Linked DNA regions of Homo sapiens: region 2 is linked to region 1. The links are chromatin contacts, found by Hi-C or POLR2A ChIA-PET in ENCODE. All regions are on one chromosome and are shown on one strand. The core of a region is the stretch at or near the end of the contact, and the rest is flanking DNA. Distances in the headings are between cores, read along the strand shown.

Evidence for each region. Hi-C counts contacts between places; a loop is a spot of excess contacts on that map. ChIA-PET counts read pairs that join two places held with the same protein, here RNA polymerase II (POLR2A). Pooled maps may share reads with other maps.
Region 2: a loop to region 1 is called in a map of PC-9, with 2.7 times the contacts of the local background. The contact joins the enhancer-like site here to the promoter of PBX3 in region 1. A Hi-C loop is called at or near these places in 7 of 168 maps with a recorded cell type or tissue (IMR-90, PC-9, Right ventricle myocardium superior and 4 more), 1 of 37 single-sample maps with no recorded cell type and 9 of 50 pooled maps. POLR2A ChIA-PET finds 5 or more read pairs at or near these places in 2 of 52 experiments (GM12878 and WTC11).

The regions. Positions count from the first base shown.
Region 1 is chr9:125,745,572-125,748,835 of GRCh38, forward strand. It overlaps PBX3 (PBX homeobox 3), which reads left to right and starts at 1,802. Exons shown (of 9, transcript NM_006195.6): 1 at 1,802-2,082; 2 at 2,979-3,052. The coding sequence starts at 1,883. It overlaps PBX3-DT (PBX3 divergent transcript), which reads right to left and starts at 358. Exons shown (of 2, transcript NR_122032.1): 1 at 1-358. RefSeq lists silencers at 897-1,326, 1,577-1,626, 1,637-2,166, 2,437-2,776.
Region 2 is chr9:125,423,666-125,426,929 of GRCh38, forward strand. It overlaps LOC112268055 (a long non-coding RNA gene), which reads left to right. Exons shown (of 3, transcript XR_002956935.2): 2 at 1,209-2,564. It also overlaps the pseudogene RNU5B-5P. Among named protein-coding and RNA genes, the nearest start is that of GAPVD1, 160 kb to the left of the region's middle. RefSeq lists an enhancer at 174-674. Within about 2 kb of position 1,811, at least 3 of the 41 ENCODE cell types and tissues checked have a DNase peak (open chromatin) inside an H3K27ac peak, as active enhancers do; they include ovary, where a contact is called at or near this core.

The DNA of each region.
Region 1 (3,264 bases), core at 552-3,051:
GTCCATATTCCAAAATAATGTGAGCCTTCAGTTATTTGTAGGTAGAATTCAATGGAAGAAGGGGTGTTATAGATACGAAAAATCGTGGCTGGCGTTACCAACATTAAATGACTCGTGGTGATGGGGTAAGTTGACAAGTGAAATCCAGTCTCTTCCTAAACAAACGTATCTTTGTAATGAAGAGCTCGTTTTTGCAGCTTCAGTACATCTGGAGGCATCGAATAGCAAACGCTGCCAAAGGAGTAGTCCCTGGATTATCAGGAGTTGCAGAGTGTGTAAAGTGTTGTAAACCTTGAAATTAGTCCTGGACTGAAGGCACTTTCCCTCCTCCCAGACTCGCTTCTCTCTGACACATTTCCCCTTTCAATGGAAAGTCTATGGCAGTCAGGTCCACTCAGCTCAGACTTCAAGTATGTGAGACCACAGGTTCCCACCTTAACTGGTCACCCATTGAGGGACAGCACAAGACCCCGGTGCTGGCGCCAACGCTGAGCTGCGCCCTCTCGGTTACCATGGCGACCGCAGGCGGGGCGAGGCCCCCACTCGCCGCTTCCCCGCCTCTGCCCAGAACCTTTCGAACGCTCCAATTGGGACGACCCTTTCTTGCCTCTGTCCCGCCCCATTCGGCTCTAAGCGCTTTGCGATTGGCCCGGGACGAGCGGCCTGGTACCCAGAGGGCACCACCTCCTGACAGGAAGAGCGGGAAAGTGCACCAGGAGCTGTCCGAGGCGTGAAGCTCACGGGCGCGGCGGGGGAGCACACGGTTGGCTTTGCAGCGAGTTGCCCACTGTCCCATACACAACCCCCCGCTCCCATGACTGCCAAAAGCATGGAGCAGGAGTCGGGGTGCGGGCACACCGTTTGTGGGCCGGCCCGGTCTATCCCGGGGGGCTAGGACGCGACGAGGTTGGAGCGAGGATCCGGCGGCACACTCCGGAGCGCGGAGTATCAGAGGCCAGAGGGAACGGGCCGGGCCCCGGGGGCGGTGCCGGCGGCGGCGGCGGGAGGCGCAGAGCCCAATGAGCGCGCGCACCGCCCCGGGGGCGGGGTCTGAGGAGCGCTCCCCCGCCCTTGCCAGCCCCCGTCCCTCCCCCCGGCGCGGGGCCGCAGTGAGTGAGTGGCACTGGCAGCCTGTCAATCCCTCGGCCCAGCGGCCTTCCAGCCCGGTCCGCGGCGGCTGCTGGCTGGGTGCGCGGCTCCGGCGGCGGCGGCGGCGACTTCTCCCGCCCTATCCATCGGCTGTCCGCCCGGCGCGCGGCCCGCCGGGGCCCTCCTCCGGGCTCAGCGCCCCCGCCGCCTCTGCCCGCCCGCTCCCAAACTTTCCTCCTCCGCCCCCCCTCGCTCCCCGCGGCCCGCCCGCAGGCCTCCTCCTCCGCCGCCGCCCGCCGCCGCCGCCGCTGCCTCCCCCGGGGCCGCCGGGGCTCGGATCCCGCCTGGCCGAGGCGGCGGCGGCGGCCGAGGAGGGCAGTGCGCAGGCTGGCGCGGGGGGCGGCGGGCGTCCCGGCAACTCGGCGGGCGCTGAGGAGCAAGTTGCGCGGGGCCGCCCGGCGGGGCGCGCGGCGGCGAGGAGGCGGCGCGGCGGCCGCGTGAGGGCAGCGGGCGCCGCCGCCTCCGCCTCCGCCACCGCCGCGGAGCCCGGCGCTTCCGCCCGCCGCTTCTCCTCAGCCTCGGCGGCGGCGGAAGCCGGAGCCGGGCGCCCGTCCTCATCGCCTCAGCCGCGGGCCCTGCCGGCCGGGCCGCCCCCTCCCCGCGCGGGCGGGGAGCGCGCGGCCGCCTCCCCCTCCCCCTCCCCCTCTTTCTTCTCCTCCCTCGTCGCCGCCGCCGCCGCCGCCGCCTCAGCCTTCGCCTCAGCCGCCGCCCGCTCCCGCCCGCGCGCGGCGGGATGGACGATCAATCCAGGATGCTGCAGACTCTGGCCGGGGTGAACCTGGCTGGCCACTCGGTGCAGGGGGGCATGGCCCTGCCGCCTCCCCCGCACGGCCACGAAGGGGCGGACGGCGACGGCAGGAAGCAGGACATCGGCGACATCCTCCACCAGATCATGACCATCACCGACCAGAGCTTGGACGAGGCGCAAGCAAAGTTGGTGTCGTCTCATTAAGCATCTTTTGTGTGTGTGCGGGAGCCGGGCCCGCGGCCGAGTCGAGGCCCGGGGTGGCGCCCGGGGCTAGGGCCGCAGCCCCCGGCGGGGAACTTTCTCCGAAAGCCGGCCGCCCGCCCCGGCCTCGGGGGGACTTGCCCGCGCCCCCCGAAGCGGGCGGGAGTCGGCAAAGTTGCTCTGGGGGGCTCGGGACGGACTCGGTGCGGCGCGGATTCCGTGGCGTCCTTTCCCCCGTCCTGCCCCTCGCAGCCCGGCCCCCTCCCAGGGATTTAAACCTCCCGCCCCGACCCCGTGCGGGCCGCGCCGCCGGGAAGTGTAACTTTCTCCTCCGGCGGGGAGTCCCGGCGCCGGCTCCCGCGGCCGCGGGACGACCTCGCGATGCGGGCGGCCACCCGGGCCCGGCGCGGGGCGATGGGCGGTTCCCTGGCGGGTCCGGGTGCGGACGGCCAAGTTCTCGGAGAGGGAGGGCCGCCTTGCAAACTTTGCCGAGCTGTCACCCTCCCGCTGGCCGCAGTCGGCCGGCCTCCTCTGCACAGGAGCGGACGCGGGAGCCCCTCCGCACCCGTCCCCTCCCCCGGGTCGCCTTCGCCTGCCCCCGGGGCGAGGCTCCCCGCGCGGGTTCGCGTCGCGTCTGCAGTGGCCGAGGCTGCTGCCTGCCGGGCAGATGGGTCCGCCTTGTTCCGGCTGCAGCTTTCGCCGCCGGGGCTTGCTGGCTGTCGGGAACTAGTCAACTGGAGTTTTTGTTGACTTCCCACGGTTCAAAAGGGCCTTCCAGAATGGGGGGCTGGAATTAAATCTTGGGTCTAACTTAAAGGAAGGCGCCATATTATTCCATAGGTGATGCTAATACCTTTGTGTTTCGTTATTTGTTTTTTAGGAAACATGCCCTGAACTGTCACAGAATGAAACCAGCGCTCTTCAGCGTCCTGTGTGAGATCAAAGAGAAAACAGGTAAGACGCTGCGCCCCGCAGTGGGCCTGGAGACCCCCGAGGTGGGGGTCGGAGCTACTCCTTCGACTCTCCAGTTGAGAGCTGCTGCTTTTGGGCACCGCCATCTTTGATCATTCTCTCCTTCCCACGTCCTGATCTTGAGAAAAAACTGCAATAAATCTGGAGTCAATTTCTCAGTTCTGCTCCTGGTGTAAAATGAAGTGTAGGTGCGG
Region 2 (3,264 bases), core at 561-3,060, 320 kb before region 1:
AGAGAAAACTGAGGCCAGGAGTGCCCACGGGAAGTGCTGAGATCACACGGCCATGAAGTCACTGGGCAGGGACTTCAGTTCACACCTGTCTCCCTCTGGAGCCTCCAACTGTGACCGCCTCATCCAGAAAACCCTCGGAGTGACAGGGCCCTGTTGGGGGAGGTGGACCCAGGCCCCTTCCCGCAGGAAACTCCTTCCACAGCCTGTCCGAGGTTGTGACCCCAAATCGTCCCCTCTTGACCTGCAGTTGGGCCCCTGCTATGCTGCCTGGCGTCCACTGTGGCTGAATGAGTGCCGTGGGCTTATGGGGACCCTAAGAGAGTTAAGGAACAAATGGTTAGGGGTGGTTGGCAGGGGTGGATAGAGGGGAATCCGTCCTGGTTCTGGAGCCTGAGACCTGCTTGTAAGGGTCGGCCCTGATTTGCTGTGTGACCCAGGGTTGCTCCTGTGCCTCTCTGTGCTCCATTCCTCCTCCGCATACCCGCCTCACAGAGCGGTCAAGGGCCCCCTCGGGATTGCTACACACCGTGGGAAGGTCAGGGGACAGCATGGGTGGCATCTGACAGGGGGCCCTACTGCAGATGATTCATTGTGTGCCTGCTCTGAGCCAAGCCCTGGGGCCGGCACTGGTGACCCAGTGGTGGCCAGACAGGCAAAGCCCTTGTCCTCACAGGTTGCCCAGACCCCTTCTGGTGGGTGATGGTTACATACCCCCTGTGATGGGCGGGATTCTATCTCCCCCACAAATTCATCTGTTGAAGTCCTAACCCCCACTGCCTTAGCATGTGACTGTAATGAGAGACTGGGCCCTTATTCATTTATTTAATTATATTTTTTGAGACAGGATCTCGCTCTGTCGCCTGGGCTGGAGTGCAGTGGCGCCATCACGGCTCATGCAGCCTCAACTTCCCTGGGCTCAGGTGATCCTCCCACCTCAGCCTCCCAGGTGGCTGGGGCTACAGGCATGTGCCATTACATCCAGCTAATTTTTTTTTTTAATTTTTCGTAGAGACGGGGTCTCCCTATATTGCCCAGGCTGGTCTTGAACTCATGGGCTCAAGCGATCCTCCCACCTTGACCTCCCAAATTTCTGGGATTACAGGGGTGAGCCACCATGCCCGGCAAAGACAGGGCCTTTAAAGGGGTAATTAAATGAAAGTGACATCATTAGGGTGGGCCCTAATCCAATCTGACTGGTGTCCTTATAGGAGGAAGAAATTAGGACGCAGATACCCAGAGGGGAGACATGAGGACAGAGGGAAAAGCCGGCCATCCGCATGCCAGGCAGAGAGGCCTCGGGAGAAGCCGCCCCTGCTGGCACCTCCACCTCGGACTTCTAGCCTCCAGAATTGTGAGAACATCAGTTTATTTTGTTTACCCGCCCCCCCCCCGCCCCCACCAAATCTGTAGAACTTTGTTACAGCAGCCCTCGGGAACAAATACACCCCCAATATATGAACGTGCATTTGGAGTCGTGAGTGCAGCAGCCCCCTAGGAGCTGATACCACTGAAAATACGAGACACCCAATTAAATTTGAATTTCAGATAAACAATGAATAATTTTTTCGCATACACTGCATGGGACATACTTATTATACTAAAACAATCCATTGTTTATCTGAAATTCAAATTTAACTGGGCGTCCTGGATTTGCATTTGCTAGATCTGGCCACGTGGCCTGGCATCTAAGGCTGTGACTCCCATCCGACAGAGGTTCAAGGACAGAGACCAGCCTGGAAGCCGAGAAGGGGGTGAGAGCCTGAGGCTGCTTCCCAGGCCTGAGCTGCTCTCCCCAAACGGTTCCCATCTCCCGCACAAACATATTTATTGGGCCTGATGGCAAACAGATTATGCTTGTCCCAGGAAGGGCAGCTCCAAAGAGAAAACCTTGAAGTCCGGGAAATAATGATGAGGGAGTTAAATTAAAGTGCATAAAACCCTCCCGAGAGATAACGTCAGGGTGAGTTACAGGCCCGATAAGGGACTGGGGGCTTGCAGAGGGGGCTCAGAAAGGTCGCCCAGCGGCGCACAGAGGACCAGGAATCATAAATATGGGGCAAGACGCCCAGCCGGGGTCGCCGGGGTGAAAATATTGGGGTCATTCCAAAAACAATTATCCTGCTTGGTTTGCTCTTCAGGTCTTGTAAATCTTTCACCTTTTATAAAAGATTTCTGGAGAAGGAAGCACTCTGGAAGTCTTAACTGATTTTTGTGGCTGCTTCTTGGTGGTTCTGCTGAAGGAAAACAAAAAGACAGAGGAAAATGAAATTACCCAGCATTCTCAGAGGCACAGGGCTGGGCTGACTGGTTTTCTCTTATTCTTTGGAGAATTTGGGCTGCCTTGGGTTTTGAGTCCTCCCATTTACAGTCTTGACACCATTTAACAGTTCGTTTGTTCTGTTTTGAAGCCAGTTGCAGCAGGGCTTTCACTGCCCAGTGGGCCCTGTTCTATGGGGCCAACTTGGCAGCCATCTTGACTGGAGGCAGCCATCTTGGCAGAAGCGGTGCCCGTTCTGACTGAAGTGCAGCCGTCTTAACTGAGGGGCGTTCCTGGTGGCTAACAGGTACCCAGATGCTCGTTCTGACCGAAGTGCAGCCACCTTGACTGACGGGGTTCGTGGTGGCCGACATGTACCCAGGCTCGTGTGCCCAGGCAGAGCTCCTGAAGCTGGAGAATGGGTCTAGGCCACGCCTGGCCTCGTGCTCACGGCTCCAGCTGCATCCCCTGCCTTCCTATTGTCTGCCCAAGGGCACCCTTGGTCCAGTCCTGTCCTCTGTGGCTCTGTCTGTGTTCTGGGCTTCTCAGTTGCACCAGCAGAAGGCAGTCATTTGTCCCACAAATGTTTTTTAAGGCTGGGTGTGGTGGCATGTGCCTGTAATCCCAGCTATTCGGGAGTATGAGGCACAAGAATTGCTTGAACCTGGGAGATGGAGGTTGCAGTGAGCCAAGATCACGCCATTGCACTCCAGCCTGGGCAAGACAGGGAGACCCTGTCTCAAAAAAAAAAAAAAAAAAAGCGAAAAGAAAAGCTCATTGAGCACCTGCACACTTGCACATGCCGGCCACTGTGCTGGGTCCTAATGCCTCATCCTCAGCTGAGGGCGTCATCTTCTGGGTGGCTTTTTCCTAGGTTTCCCTGTCCCCCTCCGCACGTGCACAGCCACAAAACCGGCTCTCCTCAGAAATCTCTCTCCTATCGACTACCTCATTTATTTCTCACAACCCTGTAGAGGAGGGATTACTAGCGCATTTGACAGATGAGG